Regions from separate parts of the Homo sapiens genome. Here region 2 is linked to region 1. The links are chromatin contacts, found by Hi-C or POLR2A ChIA-PET in ENCODE. All regions are on one chromosome and are shown on one strand. Each heading gives the region's core, a stretch centred on a gene start or an enhancer-like site at or near the end of the contact. The rest is flanking DNA. Distances are from core to core; before and after follow the strand shown. Region 1 overlaps ABTB2 (ankyrin repeat and BTB domain containing 2). Region 2 overlaps ABTB2 (ankyrin repeat and BTB domain containing 2).

Evidence for each region. A loop is a pair of places that touch in the nucleus more often than their neighbours do. ChIA-PET counts read pairs that join two places held with the same protein, here RNA polymerase II (POLR2A). Pooled maps may share reads with other maps.
Region 2: a map of mammary epithelial cell shows a loop between it and region 1 (9-fold over the local background). The contact joins two enhancer-like sites. A Hi-C loop is called at or near these places in 14 of 168 maps with a recorded cell type or tissue (Calu3, DLD1, PC-3 and 9 more), 2 of 37 single-sample maps with no recorded cell type and 18 of 50 pooled maps. POLR2A ChIA-PET finds 5 or more read pairs at or near these places in 8 of 52 experiments (A673, CD8-positive, alpha-beta T cell, HCT116 and 4 more).

The regions. Positions count from the first base shown.
Region 1 is chr11:34,172,542-34,178,151 of GRCh38, reverse strand. It overlaps ABTB2 (ankyrin repeat and BTB domain containing 2), which reads left to right. Exons shown (of 17, transcript NM_145804.3): 4 at 4,845-4,997. Among named protein-coding and RNA genes, the nearest start is that of NAT10, 70 kb to the right of the region's middle. RefSeq lists enhancers at 2,726-3,646, 3,647-4,569. Within about 2 kb of position 3,236, at least 7 of the 41 ENCODE cell types and tissues checked have a DNase peak (open chromatin) inside an H3K27ac peak, as active enhancers do.
Region 2 is chr11:34,271,691-34,277,300 of GRCh38, reverse strand. The region is part of intron 1 of ABTB2 (ankyrin repeat and BTB domain containing 2); the gene reads left to right. Among named protein-coding and RNA genes, the nearest start is that of ABTB2, 84 kb to the left of the region's middle. Within about 2 kb of position 2,425, at least 18 of the 41 ENCODE cell types and tissues checked have a DNase peak (open chromatin) inside an H3K27ac peak, as active enhancers do.

The sequences.
Region 1 (5,610 bases), core at 1,987-4,486:
GGCAGAGGGCTAATCTAGATTTCTGTATATTGAAAGTATTAATCAGTTTTCATTCAGGAAGCAGCATTCTGGGTATTGTAAGCAGGAGATGATTTAATGCAGGGAGTTGGGGGTTCACAGAATCATTGGAGGAGCTCGTGGAGCAGGGTGTAGGCTGAGCATCCAGGAATGACGAACTCGCCCATTAGGGGAGCTGCTCCCTGAGACAGCGCCTGGAACTGTGAGTTTGAACAACACCTCTGGAGCTGCAGTTCAGGAGTAAAGCTGGAATCAAGAAGGCGTTGCAGCCAGGCACGGTGCCTCATGCCTGTAATCCCAGCATTTTGGGGGCCGAGGTTGGCAGATCGCTTGAGCTTAGGAGTCGAGACCAGCCTGGGCAACATGGTGAAACCCCATCTCTGCTAAAAATATAAAAAATTAGCCAGGCATGGTGGTGCATGTCTGTGGTGCCAGCAATTTGGGAGGCTGAGGTGGGAGGTTAAAAAAAAGAAAAAAAGACTTTGCTATTGCTTTTATCATTTCACCATCACTACCACTACTCTGAAGCCTCAGATAGGTGGAAACTGGACTGGAATGTTCTGTAGGAAAAAAAAACCCTCAGTTTTCATGACCTGGTTTGCTAGCAAAAACAGACAAAGGGAACACAAAGGTGGCCTCTGCCTCCCATTCACTTACCAAATTTCATGCAGCATATCTTAATGATAAAACCTAATTTCCAGAATCCCAGCTGCAAAGGAGACTGGGAAATGCAGTTTTCAATTTTCCACCTCACCAGCCAAGATGGTAAAGTGAGGGCTGAATGAGCCCAGTGTATACCCAGTGAGTCCAGTGTATACCCACCAGGACTATCAATACTGCATTTTCTCAAGTGTTGAGTTCTAAGGAGCATGAGGCAGGGGGATGAACCAAGATGCCACCTGATTAGACTTCATGATTTCCCGAATTCCCTCTTGGATTTCCCCTAGTGCAGCTAGGAGATGCCCTCTTAGAGTTTTAGTAGCCACACGTGGTGCTTTGTCTTGGCTGTTGGCCACAATAGGGAAGAATGGCTGGCAAATCCACGGATTATCTTTTTGTTTACACTTCAGTCTCCAATGCTGATGGTTGAAATAAAGGCTTTTCCTGCAATCAGAAGGACTGATATATAGAAGCATGTCTGTAAGCTTGCCTTCCAGCCCTGTAATATAAGAATTGTGAAATCTAAAAATATTTGGGGGGAATTGGGCATTTATGTTTAAGGGAACTCTTATAAACAGAGGGATAATTCATGAATAGATTGTTGTTTCTTCCTAGACTACACAAGATCCCCCCATAGAATCTCAGCTTCCTACTCTAATGAGTCAACACTAGGCTCTTGAAAATTATACACCATTCTTTTCTGGGCAGAAACATGACTTGGTCCATAACTGAAAACCTGGGTACACTATAGTAAGTTACTGATGTTCATCCATACTTTTTGTCACTCAGCAAAACTTTCTACTAATAATTTTGTTTGTTTGTTTGTTTTCTTGAGACACGGTCTCTCTTTGTCTCCCAGGCTGCAGGGGAGTGGTGCGATCATAGCTTACTGTAGCCTCCAGCTCTTGGGCTCAACCTGTCTTCCTGCCTCAGCCTCCCAAGTAGCTGGGACTACAGGCGTGTGCCAGCAGGCCTGGCTTCAGTGAACATTTATTGAGGACCTGCCATGTCAGGCCCCAGGCTGGTCATATTTCAGAGAATACAGAGATGAGGAAGTCATTGTTCCCGTGCTTAGAAGGAACAGTCTGGTTAGGAAGACAACATGCATTCATGGCTATTGCTGTAAAGGAAAGTTTTCAGTGATCTCAGAGCAGGAAGATATTTCTTTCTCTTTTTTTTTTTTTTTTTTTTTTTGAGACGGAGTCTCACTCTGTCACCCTGGCTGGAGTGCAGTGGCATGATCTCGGCTCATTGCGATCTCTGCCTCCCAGGTTTAAGCGATACTTATGCCTCAGCCTCCTGAGTAGCCGGAACTACAGGTGAGTACCACCACGCCCGGCTAACTTTTGTATTTTTAGTAGAGACGGGGTTTCACCATATTGGGCAGGCTGGTCTCGAACTCCTGACCTTGTGATCCACCTGCCTCAGCCTACCAAAGTGCTGGGATTACAGGCGTGAGCCACCGCACCCAGCCCCCCTTTTTTTTGGGGGGGTGGGGAGAGAGAATCTGGGAAGGCTTCTGAAGCAGGTGGCATTGGAATGGAGTCTTGAAGGATAAATAGGATCTAGACAAGCAGGGGTGAGAGCTGTTCGTTCTCATGCATAGATGGGAGCAGGCAGGGTGGGCCTGAGGTCCATGAGTGCTGGTGGTGTGTCCTGGTAACAGGGGTGAGTCACGGCAGGAGATAGGGTGAGGTGAGGTTCTGGGAGTCCTTGAGGGCCAGAGATAGTGAGGCTTTACTGGCCTGTGGCCCTCCCCTTCATACAGATTGGTATGCTCAGTGGACCAGTTAAGTGGTTCAAACCCAGGAATATTGGAAATGACAGAACCAGAACATCAGAATACCTTCCCAAAGGAAAGACCTTTAAGATCACTTCTGATTACAGAAAATCCCTAACTTATGATGGTGCAACTTACAATTTTTCAGCTTTACAGTGGTGTGAAAGCGATATGCATTTAGTAGAAACTACTTCGAGTACCCACACAACAATTCTGTTTCACTTTCATACAGTATTCAGTAAGTTACACTGATGTTCAACATTATTATAAAACAGGTTTTGGCTTATATAATCTTGCCTAACTGTAGGCTAATGTAGGTGTTCTGAGCATGTTTAAGGTAGGCTATTCAGTAGGTGAGGTGTATTCAATGCGTTTTCGCTTAGGATATTTTCAACTTACTATGGGTTTATTGGTATGTAACCCCATCCTAAGTCAAGGAGCATTTATATTTGTTTGCCACTTTTTAAAATAAAAGCATTCTTTGCCCTCAAGGAGAGAAGAAACTTTTAGAACTCTGGAGATGACCCGAGCTTTTGGAGACCTGAGATAGGGGTTCCGAGGGCAGCCCAGGCTGACTCCCTGGAGGTGGCTTACTTCCTAGCCAAGGAGAGAGAATGGACATCTTTTCCCTGGCGGGAGCACTTAGCTGCATGTCAAGGGGAGAGACCACAGTGACCGCACAGGCGGGACGCTCCAAGAGCCCCGAGGGAGTTGGGGTGGCTGGAGGCCTGGCCGCCTGCCCCTGGCTGCCTGCCCGCTCCCTGGCTTAATTTGTAAGGAAGGACAAGAGTGGCATCGGGAAGGGCTGGGAACAGGCAGGAGCCGGGAGGCTGACTTTTGGGCTGTCATCAGAGAGAACAGCATGAGTGAGGGACAGGGCTCCAGGGCTGCCTTGTTCCTGTGATGGAGCAGGGAAAGAGCTCCGTCCATTCTGGGCAGAGCAGGTGGGTGTCCCACGAAGTCATGAAGCCACAGGCTGCCATCCGGGCCCCTCGGTGGCGGGGAGGTCTGTTGGACGGCGAAGTGGTCTCCTGAGGGGGCTCCAACACGGAGCCTTGCCAGAGCTGGCAGAGGACAGAAACGCGTCCCCGCCCCCCAGCTGAATCTGAGCCGCTCGCCGAGGGCAGGGGCGGGCGCGGCCTGAGCCGCAGTCAGGGCCCAGCACAGGCTGTGCACATGGCGTCCCCTGGTGGCACAGAGCGGGCCTCATGAGCGGCGCCCCGGGAGTTTGCAGCTCTAAGCCTGCCGCCGCCTTTCCCTGCTTTTGTGGGCTCTTAGTGATACTCGGACCCGCTAGGACCATTCCTCCCTGTGGGACTTGAAGCCGCTACTCTTTTTCTTTCTTTTTTTTTTTTTTTTTTTTTTTTTTGAGACGGAGTCTCGCCCTGTCGCCCAGGCTGGAGGGCAGTGGCGCGATCTCAGCTCACTGCAAGCTCCGCCTCCCGGGTTCACGCCATTCTCCTGCCTCAGCCTCCAGAGTAGCTGGGACTACAGGCGCCCGCCACCAAGCCCGGCTTATTTTTTGTATTTTTTAACAGAGACTGTGTTAGCCGGGATGATCTCGATCTCCTGACCTCGTGATCCACCCACCTTGGCCGCCCAAAGTGCTGAGGTTACAGGCGTGAGCCACCGAGCCCGGCCGAGGCCACTACTCTTTTCTGAGCACCAAACTGGGGGCAACCTGGCCTGGCACACGAAGTGGTGTCAGCCCACCTCAGTCTAGGTGCCAGATGAGGAAGGAGTGGTCATTAATGTTGTACAACAGCCTAATATGCATCATCCCATTTGGCCTCATGACAGCCTCCATAAGGAGGTATCACACGTGTGCTACAGATGGAGAACCAGACTCGAGTGTGCTTGTCGGAGGGGATGGTGACCTGACCCTGCTGGTGGCAGCCCTGGGTTTGGACCTGGGTCTGTGAGACTCTTAGCTGTGCAGCCTCTCCCCTCTGCATAGAAGAACACTTGGCGACCCTGACTGAACTCTTTGGAGGGGGAAAGGTCCCCAATTCCACACACTGGGGAACTGCTCCTTCCCTGGGCCACCTGAGGGCCCTCAGGTTCTGCTAATGGCCCATGATGGAAATTCCTTCTGTGCATTGCAGGTAGTCGGGGTCTCTGTGAGCAGAAAGAGCAGGTCCCTTGCAAGGGGTGATCAGCCTTGGTTGCCACTTGTGAGCATGTGTGTGCTTAAGGGGTCCCCTGCTGCCCTTCAGGGAGCACTCTCTCTAGGCCTGACCCTCTGCTGCCCAGCAGGGAGCCCCCCACCCTAGGACTGACCCTCTCTCTGCTGCCCCACAAGAAGCACCCTCCCAGGCCTGACCCTCTCTCTGCTGCCCTGCAGGGACCCCACCCCAGGCCTGACCCTCTCTCTGCTGCCCCACAGGCCCTTCATGCTGCTGCCGCCCCTCATGGAGTGGATGCGCGTGGCCATCACCTACGCAGAGCACCGCCGCAGCCTCACCGTGGACAGCGGCGACATCCGGCAGGCAGCCCGGCTGCTGCTGCCTGGTCTGGACTGTGAACCTCGGCAGCTCAAGTATGAACCAGGGAGGAGGGAGGGCCCCGGCATCCATGACCTGCCCCCAGCGGCTCCCCTCTGCTCGCTTCTTCCCCAGATGGCTGGGCGGGGGTCAGAGAGCAGGGGCTGCAGCACATTTGAGCTGTTCTAAGGGTGTCCTCTGCAAAGGCCAAGCCTGAGTATGGGAACAGATCTATTGTAGACTTTGGCTGCTGTCTGGAAACGTCTCCTGCAGCTGCTGGTCTGCTACACAGAGGAGACACACATTGGGACTGGGGCAGGAGAGCCCACACATCTAACTCTTTGGGATACTTGGGGACTGAGGGGCAGAAGTGGGCCCGTTCTTTCCTCTGTTCCTGTAATTGACACCACATGGAGCCCTTCCTGGGTGCAGGTGCTGTGAGCCCTTCCTCTTTATGTGCATTATCTTAGTCCTCATGACAAGTGCAGGGAAGAGGCAATCATGCCCATCTTACAGATGAAGAAGCTGAGGGTCAGAGGGGAACAGTAGCTTGCCCACAGATACTCAGCTAGCACTTTACCGTGCCCAGATTTGAACCCAGGTCCATACGGCCTCCAAGCCTGTGCTCCTAATTTCCTTCCCTAAATGCCTCTCACAGTAGACTTGTTT
Region 2 (5,610 bases), core at 1,176-3,675, 100 kb before region 1:
AGGTAAAATTTGAAATTTCAAAGATGTTCTTTATGAGACCCTAGATTAACTGGGGTTGCATCCAAATGGTTTCATTTGAACTTTTAAATACATACTTCTGGCTGGGCACGGTGGCTTACGCCTGTAATCCCAGCACTTTGAGAGGCTGAGTCGGGTAGGTCACCTGAGGTCAGGAGTTCGAGACCAGCCTGGCCAACATGGTGAAACCCTGTTTCTACAAAAAATACAAAAATTAGCTGTGTGGGGTGGCAGGTCCCTGTAATCCCAGCTACTCAGAAGGCTGAGGCAGGAGAATCACTTGAACCTGGGAGGTGGAGATTGCAGTAAGCTGGGATCACACCATTGCACTCCAACCTGGGTGAGAGAGCAAGACTCCATCTCAAATACGTACATACACACGTACTTCTCAGCCAAGTGGGCACCTACTGTTCTGCTAAGGGATGGAGACATGGACCTGCAGGTTCGCATTCTCCTGGATCTGAGAGGTTATTAGGTCACGTCTGAAGCCTCCATGCCAGCTAAACAAGGAACAGTGGATCAGCAGCGCACCTTGTTTATTGTTGTAGTGCTCCAGTCGTCCATCCCTCTCTCCCCTTGTCTTCTGTGACTGGTCAAGCTAATTTGATTTGACGTCCTGGCATTTGAGATTTGTCAAGTATTGTAACCCTAAGCAGTACTAATATTGAAACCCATACTTGAAATTTATGTAATCCAGATGTGCATGCCAATAAAGCAGAGATGAAATGGCAGGCCCGGATGGGGGAGAGCCAGGCTGGGTGGGGACTGTGTGTGGGGAAGAATTCTGTGGCCCTATATTTTTTCCACATGGTATATACAGCCAAGTAGGATTTTAGGAATTAATATTTTCCCTTAAGAGTAGTAACTGGATTATGAAGTATAGCTTCAAGTAAGTACCAGTATTGGTTTTATTTGTAGCCAAGAATAACTGATTAAGTTTTGAGGAGAAGGAAGGCAATCTATTTTGAGTGCTTTTTAAAACTTTTAAATTGGTTAGGACCCTTCAACAGTGTGGTCTTGGGACTTATTAGTCACATCGAATCAGAACTTTTTTTTTTTTTTTTAACCAAACAAGCAGCACTGGTGAACCAGGATTTGTGACATGGCTCTCTGATGTTGAATTTTTTCTATTTGAGCATATCATTAGAAGTCCCCCCTAAGAAACAAAGACTGTGACCCCTGAGTTGTCAATTCAAAGCCCTCCCACACTGGTAATACCCAAATGCCATTTCTATTTTCTGAGAGCTCAATGAGTAGGTGGATTAAATGTGAAAAGGTTTCTGTTCAGGTATTTGACAGTGGCCTTGATTGGAGCCTCTCTACCGTCTAGCAATGGCCCTGTTGTGTGACTTCCAGGACGACAGCTGTCTTCTCGGGCCATGACCTCTTCCACCTGTGGGATCACAGGACTGTGTCCAGCTGACCCAATGAGAATGGTATAAGTGCTTTATCTCATAGGGAGTTCTGAGTCAAAAATTTTGGTGTTCTTGACATGAAAGATTGGCAGAGTGTATTATTATTCCTTAGTGTTCTGTGCATAATTAACAACCACCCTTAACTAGACCTGGTAGCCCAGGGAAACTGGTCAGACCAGCTAGTGAAAGCAGGTGGAAAATGATCTCGAGGGAAGCACGGAGTCGGGATCCACATTGAGTGGAGGTGACTTGTAGTGGATTAGGGTGCTCATAAAAACCGTGGTTGCAGTTGGTACCAGTGTCATCTGTGGATATTTCTAGGCAGGATATCAAGGGTCAGCTTGCTACTTTAGCCCCCTCTTAAGGCAGGATACAAAAAAAAAAGAGAGCCCTGTATTCAGGGGAGGCATGTGACATGCCATGGTCCCCCATTTCCCCTGCCCTAAACATCTCTGGAGAAAGTCAAGTGTGTGTGGCTTCTACAGCAGGGCTGGATGTTTTTCCCTGGGGTAGGAGGGGCATTTACCTGCTTTTCTTCAGCCATTATTAATAGGGCTCATTCCAGGAGGGGAGGAGAATGGTGCCTGTAACTCAGACTCCCCAGCACAGCCTCGGCCTGCAGGCTTCAGCCCTGTTGGAGTCAGGGCTTGCGTAAGGAATGCTGTCATGGATCCAAGCCAGATAGATTACAAATGATGGAATCTGATGTTTCCTGTTGGGTTTGGGGAAGGGATTCAATGTGGTGTGGGCTTAGGTCCCCACAGTTTACCTCAGAAATAGTCAAGATGCAGGGAGCTGAATGAGGACTCTCGAGGCAGCTTTGCCAGCCTGGAGCCCAGGTGAGTCACTACCACCTCAGAAACATCCTTCAGAGGCCAGGATTCAGGCCCCAGGCGGGAGTCGGAGCATCCAGGCTGCTGGTCCGGTTCTCTCCACTGACGTCATCACCCCCGCTTAGTCTGGAATGGCTGGCAACCTCTGCCTGAGGATGAGAGCTGGCTGGAAGTGGAAAAGCAGGAAATGTTTCCAGATTGGAAACTCAAGGCACGTTTGCGCAATACTGCACTCGGCCAAGACTGTGTGGCTGACCTGCATGCCTAATGGGATCCCAGGTCTGAAACAGGGTTCTGCAGAACCATTGGTCTGACCTCATACCTCCCACCTAGACACAATGATATCTTCTTGGCCAAGAAAAAATGACCTGTATTTTTCTTTTCTTTTTTAATGTTATCCAGCTGAGGTGTGCCTTTAAAAAAAAGAAAAAAATATATACATACACACACACGCGTGTGTGTGTGTGTGTGTGTATATTCCAATCCACTACTTAACGCAGGGATGCAAAGATCATATTAAAACGGCTATAACCAGAAATAAGACAACTGAAAGAATCATAGTATTAATAAAGGGCAAACTGAGAGTCCAGGTGAGAGGAACTGCAGTCTCTGGTGATGGAGTGCAGCCTGGTGGTTTAGAGCTCCAAAATGGAGGCCCGTCAGCCTGGGTTTGAATCCTGGCTCTGTGGCTTACTAGCTGTGACCTTGGCTTCTGTCATCTTCTGTTCTTTTACTTATTGTAAGAAAGGGTGATAGTGCCACATCATGAATTAGTCTAAGACTCGAGTGCACTTCCACGCAAAGTAAGTCCTTAGTAACTGGTAGCTGTTATCATAGTTAAATATCTTTTTTTTTTTTTTTTTTTTTTTTTTTTTTGAGACGGAGTCTCGCTCTGTCGCCCAGGCCGGACTGCGGACTGCAGTGGCGCAATCTCGGCTCACTGCAAGCTCCGCTTCCCGGGTTCACGCCATTCTCCTGCCTCAGCCTCCCGAGTAGCTGGGACTACAGGCGCCCGCCACCGTGCCCGGCTAATTTTTTGTATTTTTAGTAGAGACGGGGTTTCACCTTGTTAGCCAGGATGGTCTCGATCTCCTGACCTCATGATCCACCCGCCTCGGCCTCCCAAAGTGCTGGGATTACAGGCGTGAGCCACCGCGCCCGGCCAAATATCATTATTTTTGAGGCAGGGTCTCACTTGTTATAATTATTGTTATTCCTTCCCTCCAGCCTGCTTTAGAGTGATGCCCATGATGCAGTCAAAGGTGTCTGAGTTCCTTTCACTTTTCTAGATCGTTGCCCCAGTACTAGTGCATAAAGGGATGCAAGGTTTTAGGAACTTTGACCTTGAAGCCAGACTGTGTAGCCACCGTCACTTCTCTCTGGGAGGCTGTTGTCAGATCAGGCCCTGTTCCATCCCTCTCCTCGGAGGTCTGCCAGTGTTACTCAGCCATGAAGCCCATCAAGGGGCCACAGTTCAGATGGAGGAGGAGTCTTTAAGCAGAAGACAGAATGCCTGGGGATGCTGTTGTCTGGGGTCAAATGCTGGCTTCGTCCAGTGGAGAAGTGAGTAGAACCAGCCCACTGTATCCCTTCTGCATCCCCTGCCAGCTTACTCTCTGAAGCAGCAAACCTGGAGTCGGTCGAGGTTCCCCAACAGAGAGACCCCGGGCCTTGCAAGAGCAGGCCTGGACAGCCTGGAGTTTTCTCTCAAAATTGTAACATGGGTTTATTCCAAAACAAAGCAACAAAAGTAGACCCCTGGTGTATCCTTGGCTCACTTCCATAAAGCATCACAACCATTAACCAAAGGAAAAGAAGGCCTGAGCCCTGTGGCGGAAGTCAGGCCAAGATTTTCCTCACTCCCCTCCCTTTCTGGGACCCAGGAATAGTAAAAATAGTAAACATAATTATAACAAAAAATTTAAAAAAATTTTTTTAATTTAAAAAAAGCTAAAAATCATGGAATGTTTGCTAAATGTCAGGACGGTTTAAGTACTTTATATATATTAAGTTATTTAATCTTCCTAGCCTTTAAGAAACGCTATTATTGTTGTTTCCCTTTTACAGATTAGGGGACTAGGGCACAGAGCAGTTATGTAATTTGCTTAAGGTCACACAGCTAGTAGTGGCCATGCCAACTTTAGAACTCAGACAGTCTGGAATTAGAGGCTGTACACTTAACCACAGCTCTGAACTGCGTCTCATGATAGTTATCAAGTTGTTATAGAAATAAACCATATATACGATAAAATGATATCAAACTATACATACACAACATTATTCCAGTGTGTATGGTTGGTTGGTTTTTTTTTTTTTTTTTTTTTTTTTGAGACGGAGTCTTACTCTGTCGCCCAGGCTGGAGTGCAGTGGTGTGGTCTTGGCTCACTGCAAGCTCCGCCTCCCAGGTTCACGCCATTCTCCTGCCTCAGCCTCCCGAGTAGCTGGGACTACAGGTGCCCGCCACCACATCTGGCTAGTTTTTTGTATTTTTAGTAGAGACGGGGTTTCACTGTGTTAGCCAGGATGGTCTCAATCTCCTGACCTCGTGATCCACCTGCCTTGGCCTCCCAAAGTGCTGGGATCACAGGCGTGAGCCACCACGCTTGGCCTGCCAATGTGTATGGTTTTTTAGTTTTGCTATTATACTCTAATTGTGTGAGATTTAACCATCTGGGGAAAGTGAGCAAAGAATACACAGGACCTTTCTGTATTCTTTTTTTTTTTTTTTTTTTGCAGCTTCCTGTGACTCTATAATTATTTCCAAATAAGAGGTCAGAACAAAAGCAAACCACAATCAACAGTGTATTGAATTCTTATTGTATGCCAAGCACTGTGATAAACATTTAACATTTATTATTTTATTTACTCCTAACAGCAACCCAATAAGATGTGGGTACTATCATTATCTTTAGTTACAGATGAGGAAACTGAGGGTTGGCAAGGTTAATAAGTTGGATACCATCAATAAGAAGTAGTATGACCACTGGGTAGTACCCACCTAGATTTATTATAAACATCAAATCAGAAAAAGCACCTGGTATATGGATGTTCTGTAAATGTTGATTTCCATGTGTTTGCTTGGCAAGCACAGAGCCCTGCTAGGTGCCATACACAGTCTAGCATTAGCCAGTCCAAGCCTCTGCTGGTTTGGCTCACAGGATGCTAGGGATATAAGGACAAGTACAACATGTTTCCACCATCAAGGAGCATATAGTTGGGGAACAGTGACTTCCATGGTTCCAAAGGCAAGTTGTATGTATGTATGTATGTATGTATGTATGTATGTATGTATGTATGTATTTGAGATAGGGTCTCACTCTGTCGCCTAAGCTGGAGTGCAGTGG